2 separate regions of the Homo sapiens genome follow, and region 2 is linked to region 1. A link is an interaction called in ENCODE POLR2A ChIA-PET data of the cell type or tissue named here. Cell type or tissue: A673. All regions are shown on one strand.

What was found. ChIA-PET counts read pairs that join two places held together with the same protein. Peaks named below come from ENCODE experiments on the same cell type or tissue, not always from the same donor. Only the 100,000 strongest peaks of a DNase experiment are listed, where the experiment ranks them.
Region 2: POLR2A ChIA-PET joins it to region 1 with 6 read pairs; 2 of 35 experiments call an interaction of 5 or more read pairs at or near these places.

Annotation. Positions count from the first base shown.
Region 1 is chr2:160,982,914-160,986,913 of GRCh38, forward strand. No RefSeq gene overlaps it. Among named protein-coding and RNA genes, the nearest start is that of TANK-AS1, 180 kb to the right of the region's middle. In A673, no CTCF peak of the experiment used is centred here; a DNase peak (open chromatin) is centred at 1,658.
Region 2 is chr2:161,083,158-161,087,157 of GRCh38, forward strand. No RefSeq gene overlaps it. Among named protein-coding and RNA genes, the nearest start is that of TANK-AS1, 75 kb to the right of the region's middle. RefSeq lists an enhancer at 2,061-2,355. In A673, no CTCF peak of the experiment used is centred here; a DNase peak (open chromatin) is centred at 2,214.

The DNA of each region.
Region 1 (4,000 bases):
ATATTTACAATTCCCACATGTGATAAGAGGCTAACAAAGAACTTCTACAACTCAACAACAAATAGACAATTCAATTTAAGAATAGGTAAATAATTTGAATAGATATTTCTTCAAAGAAGGCATAAAAATGGACAACAAGTATATAAAAAGTTATTCAACATCAGCAATCATTAGAGATATGTAAAACCAAAACCACAGTAAGATAGCACTTCATACCCACTGGGATGGCTATAATTTCTTAAAATGGAAAATGACACACATTGACAGGGCTATGGATAATGCTTGTTCATTGCTGATAGGAATTTACAATCACCCTTGTCATTGTGGAAAACAGTTTGGCAGTTCCTCAAAAAGTTAAGCATTGAATTACTACATGACCCAACTCTACTCCTAATTATATACCCAAAGAATTGAAAGCAGGTATTCAAACAAGATTTTGTATACAAATGTTCATAGCAGCACTATTCATAGTAGTGAAAAGGTAGAAACTACCTAAATGTCCATGACCTCTTGAACGGATAAACAAAATGTGGTACATACAATGGCATATCACTCAGCCATAAAAGGAATGAAGTATTGATATATGGTACAACATGGATAAGCCTCAAAAACATTATACTAAGTGAAAGAAGCAGATACATAAGGTCACAGATTGCATGATTCCATCTATATGAAATATCCAGAATAGTAAATCCTTGGAGACAGATAAATTAGCAGTTGCCAGGGGCTGAGGAAAAATGAGAATGGGAGTGACTCTTTAATGGGTTTCCTTTCAGGTGATTAAATGTTTTGGAACTAGATAGAGATGGTAGTTGCACAACACGTGAATGTACAAAAAGCCACTGAATTGTATGTACACTTTTAAATAATTCATTTTATGGTATGTGAATTTTACCCATATAAAAAAAAACACTTGGAGTTGCTCTCCCTTGTCTGCTGAATAAAGCACAAACTCCTGACTTAATCTGGCATTTACCATTTTTAATCTGGTTCTGTCTCTTTCCAACCTCATCTCCTTCTATATCCCAAGCCCACCAGGGATGCATTGGTGATAGGGTTTGGCTCTGTGCCCACCCAAATTTCATCTTGAATTGTAGCTCCCATTATTCCCATGTGTTGTGGTAGGGACCTGTTGGGAGATAACTGAATCACAGGAACAGTTTCCCCCATACTGTTCTTGTGATAGTGAATGAGTCTCATGAGATCTGATGGTTGGATAAGGGGAAACCTCTTTCACTTGGTTCTCATTTTCTCTTGTCTGCCTCCAGGTAAGAGGTGACTTTCACCTTCCACCATGATTGTGAGACCTTCCCAGCCACAAGGAACTGTGAGTCCATTAAACCTCTTTTTCTTTACAAATTACCCAGTCTCAGATATGTCTTCATCAGCAGTGTAAAAACAGACTAATACGACTGGTACCTGCTTGAATCTTCTGTGCTCTCACTTGCCCCCACACCTTTGTACATGAATTGTCCATTCTTTCCCTTTCCTCCTCTGCCAGGCTAACTTCTACTTCTTTAAGATTCTTCTCAGATTGACTCTTTGGAAAGCATTTCCTAGTTCCCTCCCCCAGTCTTATTTCCTAGCTCCAGCTGGAGTATAGATTTCTAACTGTGGGCTCCCATAACACCCTTTGCATACTGCATTTGTCACGCTGTCTTCTAATTATCTACCCCTCCAAACTGTGAGTTTCTCCAGAGCAGAAATTGTGCCTTTCATCTCTATTAATAGCTCCTGGCAGTGGTCCTGGCACACAGCACATGCTTGTGAAGTGTTGAATTGTTAAACTGGATCACAACTTTCTCCAGCATGATTTTTGCTCATGTGCTTACTCCCTTGTTTGAGCATCAGGCTTTCTCTGTTTCTTTACCTTAGACCACAATCTAACATATTCAGTCCCCTCACCATTATAGGCAAATGGTTACCAGGAGAACTGGGAGAGTGTATGACTAGACCCCAGCAAACACGTGACCTCTGCAGGAACAGCTCAGCATTCATGCCCATTTCCTGGTGGATCGGGAATGTCACCTTCAATCAAAGGTTTACAAAAGAATAACTTAAGGCCTTGGGGTCAACAAAGGAAAGTTCAGTTTCCTATTGCCTCATTCACTTATACAGCATTTGCCAAATCACCTATGCCCTGTGGAATTCATTTTCCTCATCTATAAAATGAGAATAAAAATAATTACTCTTCTTATTCATGGAATCACTTGAAGATTACAATGAAATAAAACAATGTATTCACATCTATTGTGTTTTTAAATGTTTAAATATTACAGGCCTCAAATCTTTTCAAACTCATTCATAATACAAACTTCATAATATAGGCAACCCAGATTGACCACCTTCTCAGTCATGGTTGGTAATTTTCTATATAACACAAAGAAGTAAATAAAAATTCTAACATGGCATGTAAATGTGAATGATTATTATGTATTCATCTTCATCATCTCCTTAAGGCAGCATTATTGAGACTTCATCTGAGAAATAGTAGCATTCTTGGGAGTTTCTGTCCTATATATTAATACATGAATAACTGAGGCAAGCTGGAGAGTTTGGTTAATCCTGTTATCCTGGTACCTGATCAATGACTTTATTGTTGGGAAATGTTCTGGTGTGGAAAAGCTAAGCTATGCCCACTCTCATCATGTGATAAAAGCTGCTTAAACTCTTGCCTAGATGAGATGATCTTTTACCAAAAAATCCCCAATAAATGTCTCCCTAGCTTGAAAATCTTTAGAGAATACAGTTTCTTGGTTTTATTATGTTAAAGAAATATTGTTTTACACTTTTCCAATAAGTTTTTACTTTATTTTTGCATTGAAATATGTTATAATTTCCATTTTGTGACTCTCACTAATGATAACTTAAGGGACACTTTAACCTGTCCCTTCATCATAAAAACCTAGAGTCAACCAAGTTTGACTACCTTTCCCAGCTACAGTTGGTAATTTTTTTACCCTGTGAATGGCTAGCTTATCACTATTGTAAAGTGAATAAATAAGGAAAATAATTAGGTGGTTCATTTAGGCTCTTTTTATATTTGCTTGTTGTAAATAAAAATTGAATCCAGTTTAAATTAAATGATTCTTGTCATAACCTATTGTAGGAGCATGAAATAATCTCAGAAAAAGTTCCAGCCACGCACATCAGGAAAGCTTGCCAAAGTAAAGGGGAAACTACTTCTACAAAGAAGAAGAAATATTGCCTCCTCCTTTCAGGTACCAATCTGAAAGCTGTTCTCTTTTCCATCAAAATTAATGGTTGCTTTTATAACTTCCCTCTTCCCTAAAGAGAGAAGAAAGTCAAAGAGACCTAGAAGCAAACCTCGCCTGGTTTTCCAATATCAGCTTACAATTTGCAAAGAATGTTCTAAAGGAAAGCAAACTTTACATTCTGGCTTTGCCTGAATACGTGCAATAGTAAATTGGTGACAGTAATAGCTTAAGCAATGGAAAAATAATGCATAAGCCTTATCTAAATCTAAGTTTAGACTCAAGTCTAAACATTGAGCAGTTACTAACTCTCTGTAAAATTAATAGTAGGCCGGGCACAGTGGCTCATGCCTGTAATCCCAGCATTTTTGGAGGCCAAGGCAGGCAGATCACGAGGTCAGGAGATAGAGACTATCCTGACTAACACAGTGAAACCTCATCTATCAGGGGAACCCACCCCCAATATTTCAACGTAGGTTCTTTCTATTTTCCATAAGTGTCGGCCAGCTGAGAAATAAAGAGAAAGAGTATAAAGAGAGGAATTTTACCGCTGGGCCGCAGGGGGTGACATCACATATCGGTAGGACCATGATGCCCACCGGAGCCTCAAAACCAGCAGGTTTTTATTAAGGATTTCAAAAGGGGAGGGGGTGTACGAACAGGGAGTAGGTCACAAAGATCACATGCTTCAAAGGGCAAAAAGCAGAACGAAGATCACATGCTTCTGAGGAAACAGGACAAAGGGCAAAAGGCAGAACTCCCGATAAGGGTCTATGTTCAGCAGT
Region 2 (4,000 bases), 100 kb after region 1:
GATAAGCCTTTGTTAATGCCTCTGAGAGAAAATGCTGTAGCTACAGACTACTGTTGATAAACAGATTTTGAATTAATTAGTTCTACATAATTATGTGAGCCATCAAGTCTTTGAAACCAAATGTACTTGGTCTTATATTGCTTTATATATAAAGAAGAAAAGGAAAAATTTTGTTTTAAAATTTACCTCTTCCAGGGTATAATTTTTTACAGGTTTAATTTTTTAAAGCAATGATTGAAAGATTTAAACGGCATATGTTCAAGTCATATTAAATATTTATTCTTAGATTTATAAAATGAGATAAGAAGAGGTTTGCTTTTTATAAATTGTTACCATTAGTGACAGAACTGGGACTCAGAGCATGTGACTATTCCTGCCTCATACTTCATGAAAGTCATATTTTGTTGCCAGAAGATGCCAATGTGAACATCTTCAAAAAAAAATAGCCTGATGCTAAAAGGTCAGGCTTTCAATAAGATACTTTTAATAGTTTTGCCCAAACATTTACAATAGCAACAACAAAAAAAAATTTAAAGAAAAGCAGAGAAAAAAATCTTAAAAAGAAATTGGGAAAAACTAAAAATATTTTTGAGCGACATAAAAGAAGCCTTAATAAATGGAGTGATATATAAATAAACATAAGAAGATTCAATATTATACAATTGTGAATTATTACCAAGTCAATATATATGTTTAATACAATTGAATCAAAAGCTCAATTAGTTTTTTTGGCGTTTGGGACAATTTTTAAAGAAATTATCTAGGGAAAAAACATGAGGACAAGAAAATTATTCAAAAGAAAATTTATGTGGAACAACTTGCTGTATTAGAAATTGACATATTATAAAGCTATTATAGTTTTCAAAAAGTGATACCAATGTAAGAATAGGCAGAAAGATGAAACAGAATAGATAGCCCAAAGACCAGCGTAAATTAAAATTTACCCTAAGGATACAATCCAAGTTTTGTACCCAGAAATATTCTTCTTAATATTGCCTTATGATAAAAATGTTAAGAAACTCCTAAAAGAGTCAACCAAGGTGAGTGGTTAAACGATGACACATCTATGTAGGGGATGGAATATTATACAACTATTTAAAAGCACAGTTTGGAAAAATAATTGCATGGAAATATGTTTATGAAAAAATATTAAGTGGAAAACACATGAGTCAAAGCTATGCATATACTTACATATTTTTATAATGTGTATCTTTATATTTTTATTTTTAAAAGATTGAAAGGAAATACATCAAAGTATTAAAATTAGTTATCAGTGTATAATAAAACTATGCATTACTTTTTACATTTTTTACATTTGTTTGTATTTTCTAATTTTTTTATAATTGTTAGCATCTGAGAGACTTTATGTCTACCCATACCTCAATAATTTTTTTAAAAAAATAATTTAAAAAATTATTTTTAAAAAATTATTTTTTTAAAAAATTATTTTAAAAAAATTAATTATTTTTTTAAAAAATTATTTTAAAAAAATTAATTATTTTTTTAAAAAATATTTTAAAAAATTTAAAGCTGGTTTTTTTTTTCGTAGTTAATTTATGGGTTATCTAACTTTGTTGATACTGACTTCAGCAACTTAAAATGCAGTGAGGTTTCTCTGTTGCCTCAAATTCCAAAATATCAAATGTCATTTTTCTTTGGGTACTGTATAAGCCACCAAACAACCCAACGAGAGCATATAAATAAGTTATATATGAATGTAAGGCAAGAATAACTTGCTGTTCCAAGTTATTGGAACCTCAATTGTTCAGGTCTGTTGTACAATTATATTATGCCTAGTGTTATACTTCCCAGTGGAAGAAAGCCTACTTTCTTATACCAGGAGAATAATTATCAGTAGAACAAGGCCTATTTCTAATATATATTTTTATCATTTTATAGGTATTTGGCTACAATTAACGGAGATCCCCAACTCAAATTTACTTCAACAATGGGAAAATTGATTATCCTACATAAGAAGTCTGGAGCTTGGGTGGGCTCCAAGAAGTATAATCAATGTTTATGCCGAAAGGGGCCCAAGTCCTTTCTACCTCTCCATTCAGCCATTGTTCATGTGTTGGCTTTATTCCCAGGCTGGTTCCCTTCATGGGAACAAAAATTCTATAGTGGTTTTTGTCATAAAAATGCCAAGAGAAAACAAACCGTCTCTTCCTGTGTCTCTTTCTTAGAAGCAAGGAAACCTTTCACAGAAACCCCCATCAGACTACTCCTCAAACCTCCTTGGCCAGAGCTGAGTCATGTGACCCTTCTTAAACCAACTGCAGGCAAGGGGGAGGAGATTAACATAATTGTCATAGACAAATCAGCCTTGTGGTCAGCTTCCCCTGAAACACTTGGAGGATGGATATATGCACACAATCTGGTTCTGCTGTGAAAAAGGACTGGCAGGCTGGGGTGGGGTGGGGCAATACATATGGCGTGAATGTTGGGTAAGCAATCCTTTCTGTTCCAGTCCTCCATGTTGTTAATGATATGGAAAGAGGAAAGATTCTTTTTAAAGTAGTAACACACTGTGATAGATGCTAATGATATCAGAGTGGACAGAACTAAATCTCTGTCCTCCAGGAGCTAACAGTTTTAAGAGAGAAGATACACAAGTAAACATGCAACTACAACATAAAATGTTACATCCTGGTCCCAGGGAAGTTCCTTGAATGGGGCACTTAATTGGCCTTGATTCCCAAAGGAGGCAACATACAACTGGGGCCCAGAAAGATGAGGAGTCAGCAATTGAGAGGCGAGCATATCTGGAGAACCAGCAAGCTTTCAGTCTGGAGGTGAAAACAGGATAGAGATCATATAGGGCCCTGAAGGCCATGCCAAGGAGCTTATATTATCCCGAAGGCAATGGGACTCCAATAAAGGTTTATAAACAAGGAAGTAACATAATCTGATTTCCTTTTTAGAGCATTTCTTCTATCTTCAGAGTGGAGAATGGATTGGAGGGGTTCAAGCCTAGATTTAGAGAGAAGACTTAGATGTTTTCACAGTAATCCAGGCTAAAAATACACAAATTAGAAGATGATTCAAAGTTCATGACTTAGGCAACTAAATGGATACTGGTACTATACACAAAGTTTAGTTTGGGACATTGTGAGTTTGAATTGCTTATGGGATACCTAAGTGGAAATATGCAGTAAATAGAACTCTTTGATTAGGCTTCTTATGATTATAACAATTATTAAATTGCTGCTAAATAGCCTCCAGAAAATCTCAGCAAATAACATTAGTCATTGCCAGATTATCCAAGCAGTTTTTTCTTTCTAGCTGACATGATTTGAGTGATACGATGAGAAAAATCATAGCAAATGTTTTACATGCTGACAAGTTAAACTAATAGATATTTTTAGATGTTGTGTAAGAAAAGAGCTCTTGGTTAAAACTGATGCTGACATTTAAAGGCTCTCCATAAACTTCAGAAATGTGTAGCCTTAGACACAAAGCCTAGTAGTTTAGAAGTAATGCTTAGCATCTAACCCATGCTTTTTCAACTTTGCTTTCTGTCATGAATTGCCATTTATTATGACCATCTTTCAATATCTTTAAATAGGCTTCAAGAACATGGTTTTTAATGGCTGAATTATTTTCTTTCATATTGTATAATGGAAATGGTATTTTACCAAGCAACCTTCCTTTCTGTGACAGTTCAGGCAATTTCTAATTTTTTATAATATAAATAAATGCTGATTGAACATCACTAAACATAAATACTATACAAACATGTTTTCTTTAATATTTTCATTTTTCCCAATCAGCTTTGTTAAACTGTGGGATTGACTAAGAGGTTCTTTCTCTTATTCTGAAACTGCAACCATCTCAGAGGAAACAGCCTTGGATTTGGTACTAGAGAACCAGGTTCTAGTCTTAGCTTTTTTTTTAAAAAAAAAAAAAAAAGAAAAAAAACTCACGGTATTGATTATGGCCAATTTAACTTCCCTAGCCCTTGGTTTTCTCTGTCCAAATAACAAGGTTTTACTAAATA